Linked DNA regions of Homo sapiens: region 1 is linked to region 2. The links are chromatin loops, found by intact Hi-C in ENCODE. Cell type or tissue: endothelial cell of umbilical vein. All regions are shown on one strand. Links, peaks and the distances in the headings refer to the core of each region. The heading gives the core; the rest is flanking DNA.

Evidence for each region. A loop is a pair of places that touch in the nucleus more often than their neighbours do. Peaks named below come from ENCODE experiments on the same cell type or tissue, not always from the same donor. Only the 100,000 strongest peaks of a DNase experiment are listed, where the experiment ranks them.
Region 1: a loop joins it to region 2, with 8 times the contacts of the local background. A loop is called at or near these places in 1 of 110 quality-filtered maps.

The regions. Positions count from the first base shown.
Region 1 is chr1:60,468,014-60,473,404 of GRCh38, reverse strand. No RefSeq gene overlaps it. Among named protein-coding and RNA genes, the nearest start is that of LINC01748, 150 kb to the left of the region's middle. In endothelial cell of umbilical vein, for the core only: no CTCF peak of the experiment used is centred there; DNase peaks (open chromatin) are centred at 2,364 and 2,854; H3K27ac peaks cover 2,028 bases.
Region 2 is chr1:60,571,384-60,576,774 of GRCh38, reverse strand. The region is part of intron 4 of LINC01748 (long intergenic non-protein coding RNA 1748); the gene reads left to right. Among named protein-coding and RNA genes, the nearest start is that of LINC01748, 49 kb to the left of the region's middle. In endothelial cell of umbilical vein, for the core only: no CTCF peak of the experiment used is centred there; a DNase peak (open chromatin) is centred at 2,904; H3K27ac peaks cover 1,347 bases.

The sequences.
Region 1 (5,391 bases), core at 226-5,225, 100 kb after region 2:
ATACCTGGTAAACAGGAAGTGCTTAATAAATATCTTCTGTTATTGTTATTAATTCCAATTTAAAGTAAAACATGAATAGTGGTTCCTGACTTGAATCCAGGATAGGGTTACCAGATAAAATATAAAACACCCAGTTTTGAATTTCAGGTAAAAAAAAAGAATAATTTTTTAGTATAAGTAAATCCAAATTATTGCATGGCACATATTTATACTAAAAACTATTCATTTTTTCCTGACATCTAGATGTAACTGGACATGTACATGTTATGTTTTTATTTTCCATATCTGACAAGTTTAACTCAGGGTTAATTGGTCCCAAAGCCTAAGCTTTTTGCATTTGTGGCATTAAAGAAACATTGGTTATTCCAATACGGTCTACATCAGCTCCATTTTTCTCTTTTTTTTTTTTTTTTTTGCTACTAAATTCATGTTTCCTGTGTTTCAAATTATTCTTAAAGCCACCAGAAAGTAGTCAAGAGAAGCAACTTATGAAGAAACTCAAATCACATAGTATTATTGCTAGCAAACCTGGCAGAATTTAAGGGACTAGAAGAAGGTGAATTCAATGATAAAAATTGTCAGGTGCTAACCTTTCCTGTGAAGCCTGCCTTGAGTTCTCAGTGCTGGGTTAATTGCCCCTCCTGGGCTCCATACAGTGCTCTGAAATGTCCCTCTACCAAAACATTTCTCAAACCTTATCACAAGGGTTCTCAAACATGGCTATTATCAGAATAACTTGGAGGACATTTGTTAAACCAGAGATTGTTGGACCCTGTTTTCAGAGTTGCTGATTCAATAGATCTGAGGTGGGCCTTTAGAATTTGCACTCTGCCCAAGAATGCTAATACTGTTAGTTAGGGGACCACACTTTTTTTAAATTAAAAAATCTAAAATTATTTTTATTTTGTTCAGCTTTATTAAAGTATGATTGACAAATAAAAGTTGCATATATTTAAGGTGTACAAAGTGAGGCTTTGATGTAAATACACATTGTGAAATGATCATCATAATCAAGCTAATTAATACATCTATTACTTCACAGTTACATTTGTGTATGTATATGTGTGGTGAGAACACTTAAGATCCACTTTCTTAGCAAATTGCAAGGGTACAAGACAATGTTATTAACTATAGTCACCATGTTATATATGTAAAGTTTGTATCCTTTCACCAATATCTCTCCTGTTTCCCCACCCTGTGACCCTAGGTAATCACACTTCTACTCTCTAAGTTCAAATTTCTTAGATTCCACATATAAGTAAGATCATGCAGTGTTTATAGTCCTGTGTTTGGCTTATTTCACTTAGTATAATGTCCTCCAGATTCAGCCATGTTTTCACAAATGGTAGGAATTTATTTCATTTTTAAGGCTGAATAATATTTCTCTCTCTCTCTGTGTGTGTGTGTGTGTGTGTACGTGTGTGTCTGTCTGTTGCATTTTCTTTATCCATTCATCTGTTCACAGACACAGACACTTAATTTCCATATCTTGGCTATTGTGAATAATGATGCAGGGATGGCACTTTGAGGAACATGCTTCTGTTGTTCTTATTGGTTTATTCCTTTGTTTCTTTTGACTAAATGGTGAGATCCTTGATGATAGCTATAATGTTAACTTCTTAAAATTCAATTTTCCAAAACTCACCAAAAATTAACTCACCAAATTATTGCAGTATGTTTGGTTTGCCCCTGGTCTAGCATTTGCCCTGGAGAAAACATGTCTGTGGTAAACTCTCCTAGACTCCATTTAAAGTAATTGTCAAAAGATCTCTGTGGCTAATCCGGAGATGAAGGTATAGGGAGGGCAGTTATACACCATGATATGATTTGGCTGTGTCCCCACCCAAATCTCATCTTGAATTGTAGCTCCCATAATCCCCAGGTGTCATGGGAGGGACCTGGTGGGAGGTAATTGAATTGTGGGGGCGGGTTTTGCCCATACTGTTTTTGTAATAGTGAATAAGTCTCACTAGATATGATGGTTTTATAAACGGGAGTTCCTCTGCACATGCGCTCTTGCCTGCTGCCATGTAAGATGTGTCTTGCTTCTCCTTCACCTTCTGCTATGATTGTGAGGCCTCCCCAGCCACATGGAACTGTGAGTCCATTAAACCTCTTTTTCTTTATAAATTACCCTGTCTGAGGTATGTCTTTATTAGCAGCATGGGAACTGACTAATACACACTACTAGACAGAGGTTAAAATAACATACACACAGACACACAATAAAGGGAAAGCACATTCAATCATCTAAATGATCAAGGACAAAAGTAAAATAAAAAAAAATTAATGTGGTGAAAGAGCCTTTCATTGATTTAGTCTCTTAGTGAACTAGTATAAGAAGACTTTGTAGTTGTCCCTGAGTTGCCATTTAACAAACTGGCTTTGATCTCTTCTTGGCAAGACTTGTGTCTTGTTTGTATATCCTCATGATGTACATCAAACAATAAGTAAAATTTTTAAGTACTTAATTTTTTGGTATAATTGTTGAATAAATAAATTGAGAGAGTTCAGTTAGCCATGATGTTTTTAAACCTAATGACTGATGAATAATTATTCAAATATCAAATTGGAAGGAAATCTGCAGTTTTTCCTATGAAGAAGAGCCTAAAAGTGGTCATTATAATAGATTTAATGTCATAACCCAAATTAAAAAAGTGTCTCTTGAGAGTATCTTCTGTTCTTTGAGACTGTGATTTCATAAATTCTGTTTTTCCTTCTGGCAACAACTTCTTAGCTGTTTTGAAGAGTAAAGATTCTTACAAAACTTACAGAATAGAATTGATGAGAAAAGTAAAAATCAAGTCCACATCACCCTGCCTCCTGAAACTACAGGAATGTGGGTCTTTCTGCTGAGCTGGAAAACTTTTGTTTTAGTGGAAGATATGTCAGGGAAATGTTGATAATTGAAATTTGTTTCAAGGAACTTTAAATAACATACAGTTGAAAATACGGGAGATAGAACTGCTATCTCTCTATGTGTCACAAATCTGGAATTTCCTCTAGTCCTTCCTATAATAGTTTAGAAGGAAATTATTACATGGTCTAGAAATCATTCAAAAATGAACATCCTTCTCAAATTCATCTTACATCATATAATCTCATAATTGGAAGGAAGTTGAAAAGTTATATAGTTAAAATATACATTCAAATTAGAATTTCCTTTTATATGATGACTGCCTATTTTTCCCTTGGCAGGGAAGCACATTACTGCACAAAGAACACAAAAGATTTAGTTGCAATAAAATTCCTTTTTGTGTTGGACTAAAATCTAACTTTACTGATATTATCAAATGTTGATGTATGTTTATTCACTTATTTAATTTACTTATTACTATGTACAATCATAATCATTTTTGAGTTGGGGCTAGTCATCAGGAATACAAAGTTGGGAAGTTGTGGTTTGCTCTCAAAGGTCATATGGCTTAGTGGGAAAAGAAACATGGAAACAAACAACAACCAAGAAAGATTGCTTTTAGTGATGGTACTTACAAAGTGCAATGAGCATTTAGGAGAAAGAGTTCTTAACTTATCCCTGGGGGTCAGAGAAGACATCCTGAAGTAGAGAATATTTTAATTGATATTTAAAGGATGAGTTGCGTTATAGGTAGGGAAATAGCATGTAGCAAGGCCAGGATATTAGGAAAGATCACTCTGTGTTCTGTGGCACAGACTGTGTGTGTGTTGTGTGCACATGTGCTGGGGGTGGGGGAAAGGGGAAGTTAAAGTGAAGTGTTGCAGGAGTGGCAGGGCACAAGGCTGAGCACAAAAGTAGGGGCACGATATTCAGATGAGTTTATTTCTTACTCTGCAGGATGCATGGGAAAATGTGAAGCAGAGACAATTAGTAGCATAATCATATTTTCGCATGAGAAAGATAGTCTTGAAAACACTCTATAGGATACATTATAGATGAGATGGGGCCAGATAGCTAAGTGAGGAGCTCGCTGCAATTGCTCAGACCAGACTAGATAAAAGAGATTAGAGAAGTCAGGAAGGAATAGATTTGAGATAAATTTAGAAGGAATAATTGACAAGATTTGGTGACTGATGGTGTTTGAAAGAAAAGGGAGATGCAACAATGTTTTACATAAACTCAAATTCTGTGACTTTGACATTTACACCTCATGGACAAGCAGCATTGACATGATCTGGAAACCTGTTAAAATGTAGAATCCCGGGCCTCACTCCAGAAGTACCAAATCAGAATTTGCACTTTAAGTGGATTCTTAGGTGATCGCTTTGCACATTAAAGTTTGAGAAGCACTGACTCAGACAGAAGGGTGAACAGAAGCACCATGCATGAAGGCAAAAAACCCAGGAGGAAAACATAGTGGATTCTTTCAGGGGTGGGTTGTTCAGAATGGAAGAGGAGGAGGAGGATAACTTTGGTTTAGGCATATTGAAGAGTTTGATCTGTCTGTGGAAGATCCAGTTGAAAGAGCCATTGTGTATAAGAGTCTAGATCTCAGGAGAAAATACTATTTCAGCAATGACCAGAGCATTGGAAATAGTGGATACATGGGACTAGAGGAGATTGCCCAAGAATATAAGTGGATAATGACCAATTATATTTTGATGTGGACTTTGGATCCCTAGTCATTAGAAAGGGAGAATATTTTCAAGCCAGTTTCTTCAATTTGAATCATTTGAGAACCAATCTCTGTCCCCAAAGATGGCCCCAAACAATCTTTCCCTCCTTATGTGTGTGTGTGCTGCTCTTCACATCAAGAGGTGGTACTTATTTACCTTCTCCTTGAATCTTGACTATGCTTGAAACTGGCCATGCCAAAGAGAAGGTATTTAGAGTGGTAACCAAGGAAGTCCAAGCCCAGGACTTAAGAGGTCTAGCATATTCTACTTCCTTTCTTGTGGTAGCTCAAACAACATGGGGAAGCCATGTGAAAGAAAATGAGGTGCTGCCTTCAACATCTCCAGCTGAGCTCCCAGCTCACAGCCAGCAGCAGTACCAGACATGAGTGACCCATCTTGGATGTTGCAGCCCAGTCAAGACCCAGATAACTACAGCTCAAGCCGACATCTTGTGATTAGAGCTGTCTAGCTGAACTGAGTTCAGTCAACCCACAGAATAATGAGATATGATAAAATGGTTGTAGTTTTAGGCAATTAAGTATTGGAGCTGGTTTGTTATTTAGCAGTAATCTAATATTTGGGTAGTTGATTGGACACAGGATGTATTTTTAATAAAAAATATGCTTATATACATGTCCATAAATGATAGATTAAGAAAAATAATAATTTAATTGGCAATAATTATTTCTTATATTTAAATACCCAGGCACCAATTTTGAGGAATCTCTTTATACTGTTAGTTCCTTCACCCCCAGTTATCTCTTCTTCTGTCCCCACGTCTGCATTCCTGTTGTCATT
Region 2 (5,391 bases), core at 141-5,140:
CCATGAGACCTGAGGTCGTAACCTAGAGTTACCTCTTGATGTATTACACAGCATGCTTTGCTGAGCTGCGACCATGCCCTGAAATGCCCTAGCTAAGCCAGACATTATTTAAGTTTATATCCTCTGCAAGGATTAGCAGGGTTATTATACTAATAGATGTTGAATTGTCAAAATTAAAATTTTTAGGGTAGCATAACTTTGATTCAAATTATTTTATTTGTTCATTTAGAGATACCTACATGATGGGCACACTTTAAAAATTATTATTATTCTATGATCTTTGATCTTGCCCACTGAGAGATACTATATTCTTTTGTCTTTTAAATTCCTACAACGAAGCCTCTTTTAAAGTGTTCCCATTTTGAAGGTGAGGAAACAGACTTGGAGAAATCTAGTGACAAGTTCGCAGACACAATAACATAAAAAGCAGTGCTGACGTTTGAACAGGACTTTTGGTTTCAAAGCCATTGTACCTTATAGGTGTGTTCCATATACATTTATTAATTGAATTAACGGGCAAAGGCCAATCATACTGGGCTTTAACTTCCCTTTAGTCACAAGATGTTCTTTTAGCTCCCAGAGTGAAGATATTAAAAACAAGAATCTGGCTTTGGTTCAGTTGCTAAAAGCATGTGTAGTCTAGAACTGTTAGATTTTTGTCAGACTATTCAGAAATATATATCAGTCTTACAAGAGCAAGGACATTTGTTCAATTTATAATGTACCCTCCCTTACACCAAAAGAAAAAGTAAAATAAAATAAAAAGGCCAAGGTAAAGCGGCTATGAATTTAATGTTCATAAAGGCAGCAGCGCACAGTTATTGTGTACTAATTATGTAACAGGCCTTGTGCTATGTGTTTTACATACATTATTTCACAATGGCCCTCTGAAGAAATAGTGTTGTCCACAAGCTTTAAAATAAGAAACTGCTCAGAACTCTCCCTTGGCTTCCTATCTCACTCAGGGTAGTGCTCCATTTCTCACAATGGCTCAGAAGGCCCTCCACAACCAGTTCAATGATCATAAATTGAGTGTAGGAAACACAATATGGGAAGTGAGATTAACATGTGTTACCTCTGCCCTACTACAGATATGGAAATGCTCAAGGCAATGTTACAGGAATATTGCCCAATGTCAGGAAACCTAAGTTTGGGCTTTGGGGTCAAACCTTTCATTTTCATGGCAATGTTTGAGAAAACCTAAATGAAAAGGGGCTGAATGTTGCCCTCACGTCACACAGAGTACAGAGTGGACAGAGGGCTGCAGTGTGACCAAAAAAGACAAAGGACTTTCTCAGTGAGTGAGTACAAAGGGGCAGTCACTGTGTGGGGCATATGTGAGGAAGCAAATATCCTTGAGGATACTTTTGATTAAAAACAAAAGAAACCACATTTTCTTTATCCAGTCTATCACTGATGGGCATGTAGGTTGATTCCCTGCTTTTGCTATTGTGAATAGTGTTGCAATGAATATACGCATTCATGAGTCTTTGTAATAGAATAATTTGTATTCCTTTGGGTATATACCCAGTAATGGGATTGCTGGGTCAAATGGCATTTCTGTTTTTAGGTCTTTGAGGAATTACCACACTGTCTTCTAAAATGCTTAAAGTAATTTACACTCCTACCAACAGTGTATAAACATTCCTCTTTCTCCACAACCTTACCAGCATCAGTTATTTTTTGACTTTTTAATAATAGCCATTCTGACTGATGTGAGATGGTGTCTCATTTTGGTTTTGATTTGAATTTCTCTAATGATCAGTTGGAATGAGGATGTTAATGGAACACTATGCAGCCATTAAAAAAAAATGAGTTCATGTCCTTTGCAGAGACATGAATGGAGCTGGAGGCCATTATCTTCAGCAAACTAATGCAAAACAGAAAACCAAATACCACATGTTCTCAATTATAAGTAGGAGCTAAATGATGAGAACACATGGACATATAGAGGGAAACGACACACACTGAGGCCTACCTGAGGATGGAGGGTGGGAGGAGGAAGAGGATAAGGAAAAATAACTAATGAGTACTAGGCTTAATATCTCGGTAATGAAATAATCTGTACAACAAACCCCCATGATGCAAGTTTACCTATAAAACAAACCTGCACATGTACCCCTGAACTTATAATAAAACTTCAAAACAAAACAAACAAAACAAAATAAAGCCTCTAATTAAAATGGAGAATGAGTAGCTATGGAGACAAAGGCTTTTCTGTAGATACTAGAGACAAGAAGGAGGCCCTGTTGCTTCAAAATGCTGAGGTTCCTTGAGAATGTCAGTGTAGCCTTCATAAAGCTCCGGATTTCTCTCTTTTGGGGCCATGAGGGGTTATTTGCTAATCTGGAAGTTGGCATTTCGGGTGAACTGGATTTTAACTCAGCTCACTCTTCATTTTTTTGATGGCCATGGAGAAGGGATAGTGAGAGATTGAGAAGTGGAGGCTCTGAACTCCTTGTGGAGCTGTGCTCACCTCACCCTCCACCTGGGTGAGCAGGAGTTGCAGATCCAAGGGCTTTGGGCCACTAGACCTCTGGGTGGTGAGGACAGACTGTGCAGAGAAGTCATCAGCCTAGGGATGGCCTTACCACAAACTCTCTAACCCTGTGCTTTACACACTCCTGACAGGTAGAAAGTAAATTTGCATAACAAACTGTTTAAATATTCAATTTTTATCCAGCTTCAAGGCACTCTTTGTCCTCGGTAGTTCTAATGATTAGTGACCCCTTCAAAATCAGCATCATTTGTCAAATCAAATTAGCCTCCTTACTAACTGCAAGGCAGTGACATTCATCTTTTTGATGCTTTCAAACCAGTCGGAGGTAAAGTTCTCAGATGGAATGGGGCTTGGTATGCTGCATGAGTCACTTCCTCAATGAGGCAATTGTCAGAAAAATAGGAGACGTAGCTCTAAGGTAAATATTGTTGGGTCATTTGAAATGTATGCAGATTTGACATTTCCCTTCTGATTAGCATGTCTACACATTAAAGTTTTGTGTATGTCACATTGGATAGTTCAGATGCCAGGGTAATGTCAGTGAGCACTTGATAGAAACTTAATTTTGCTCCTGATGAAGAAAATGGAAGGATGAAGAGGAAAACCTAAGGTGAGAACCTTATTTAGAGTGTACAGGGGGTATTCAGAATAAAAAAAAAAAATGCTGGGAAGGAAAGTGTCATTATCTACTATGTGCCAGTTACTTTATTACCTAATTTAGTCCTTTTAGGGATATTGACCCCGTTTGAATAATTAAAATAGGTGAATCAACAGGCTTAATGCCAACAGATAGTAGAATAGTAGAGCTGAAAGTTCAAGCTCATGTGTGTTTGATGCTGAAGTCCATGCTTCTTCCTGCAGAGTGTTGCCTCCATATGATGCAAAATATCCAACCTAGCCCTGACATGAAAACTTAATTGAAAGTATCCAACAGTGGGTAAGCATCCTGACTCTGTCATTACGTTGCAAATTTAAAATTAGAAACTCAGAGCATTTCCTGGTACAACTTGTTCTTTTGTAAATAATGACTCTTCAGTCTCCACTTGAACACTTGCAGTGACCAGGAGCTAGCTTATGATTTCACCATTCATCCATGTCTATATTTATTCCTATGTCCCTTCATATACCAATAATTATGTCCTTCCATATTTAAGTGTACAATTGTATCTGCATCTAATTATGACTTTAGAGTATTTGCTCTGTTAGGGACTATGTTGTGTCTTTCACTTATTGTATCATTTATCATCACAAGAAGCCAGTAAGATATGTTATATTATTATGTAGACTTAATGGAAAAAAAATACTTGGACTTAAAAAAGATAAGTAGCTTGCCTGAGCCACATAACTAAGGAGCAGCATGTCTAAGTAGTACATCACCTCCCAGTTTCAAACTTTTTTCTAATACAGTGCTAATCCACAGCTCATAATATGCAGAAAGAGCAATATCAGCTTTTATCCTCAATTTGAACTTGCCTATCTAATCCTGCTTTCTTATTTTGTGTTGTCAAAATCATATAAAATATAGTACTTGTTCAAGAACATTGGCAAAGTGCTCCAACTAAATCCAGGCTTTAGAGATCATCTGTACATAAGGGCTACCGCTAGGCACTTTTCTCATACCCAGCACCATACATTAGATCTGGGGTTGGCAACTATGGCCTACAGGTCAAATCTTTGTCCATGCCTGATCTTTTAAATAAAGTTTTATTGGAACATAGCCATGCTCATTCATTTACTTATTGCCTTTTTTCTCCACTACGAGAGCACAGTTGAATAGTTGTGACAAGACCATATATCCCATAAAGCCTAAAATATTTACTCTCTGATCCTTTCGACAGAGTTTGCTAACTCCGCATTAGGACTCTTGCATAAATCTATCATGTTACCTATGGAAAAGGTGTACAAAAGGGATACAGAGTATCTGGGGGTGGCCATGCATGCTATAGAATAAGTTGCAGAGTAATTGCCAAAATAGTGTTTTAAGCTGGAGAACCAAGACAAAGAAATGGTATCCAAAGTGTATTTTAGTTCAAGCTCTCTGCTATTAATGCAGGGATTCTAAAATTGCTCCTGCAATTCTCACCAAAGGGTCAGAGGATATTAACTTTATTCACTTATCCTGAATCTTCCCTGTAAAACAGTGATTCTCTCTCTCTCTCTCTCTCACTGTCTCTCTCTCTCACTGTCTCTCTCTCTCACTGTCTCTCTCTCTCTCTCACACACACACACACACACACCACTTACTGAACCATGAATAAAAATCCCAAATCTACTGAGTCATAAAAGCTTGGAATGAAACCAGGACATCTAAAATTTCAAAATGCTTTATCAAGCAACCAATGTCTGGGTATCATTGCCACAAGCAACTACAAATATATCTAATTCCTTTTGCAGCAAGCATTTGAAGATAATTATCATTTTCGTGGCTTTACATACATCTACATGTCAATAACTTGACCTTGGCTTTTATCTGAGCTGTCACTTGGCGTTTCCACTTGGCATCTCAAACTTTTCCTGCCTCAACACAAATTTTTGATTCCCCCACCAAAATCATCTCCATTGTCATTGATGGCGCCACTCCCTATTCAGTTATTTAAGTTCATATTCTAAAATGTTTCCATGATTTTTTTCTCCTCCCATCATATCCTATCCACATGTAAGTCTGAAATATATCCTGATTCTGTCAACCTCTCCCCATCACCACCCTAGGTCAAGACACCATTATGTCTCTCCTGGACTATTATGAGACATCCAGATCTTGTCCTTGCTTGGATTTTTGAATCCTTACAATCCACAATCTATTCTCCCCAAGATAGTCATAGTGATCTTCCTAAAATTATGTCAAGTCATTTTGTTACTTAAAGCCCTTCAATGATGTTTCATTACATTTA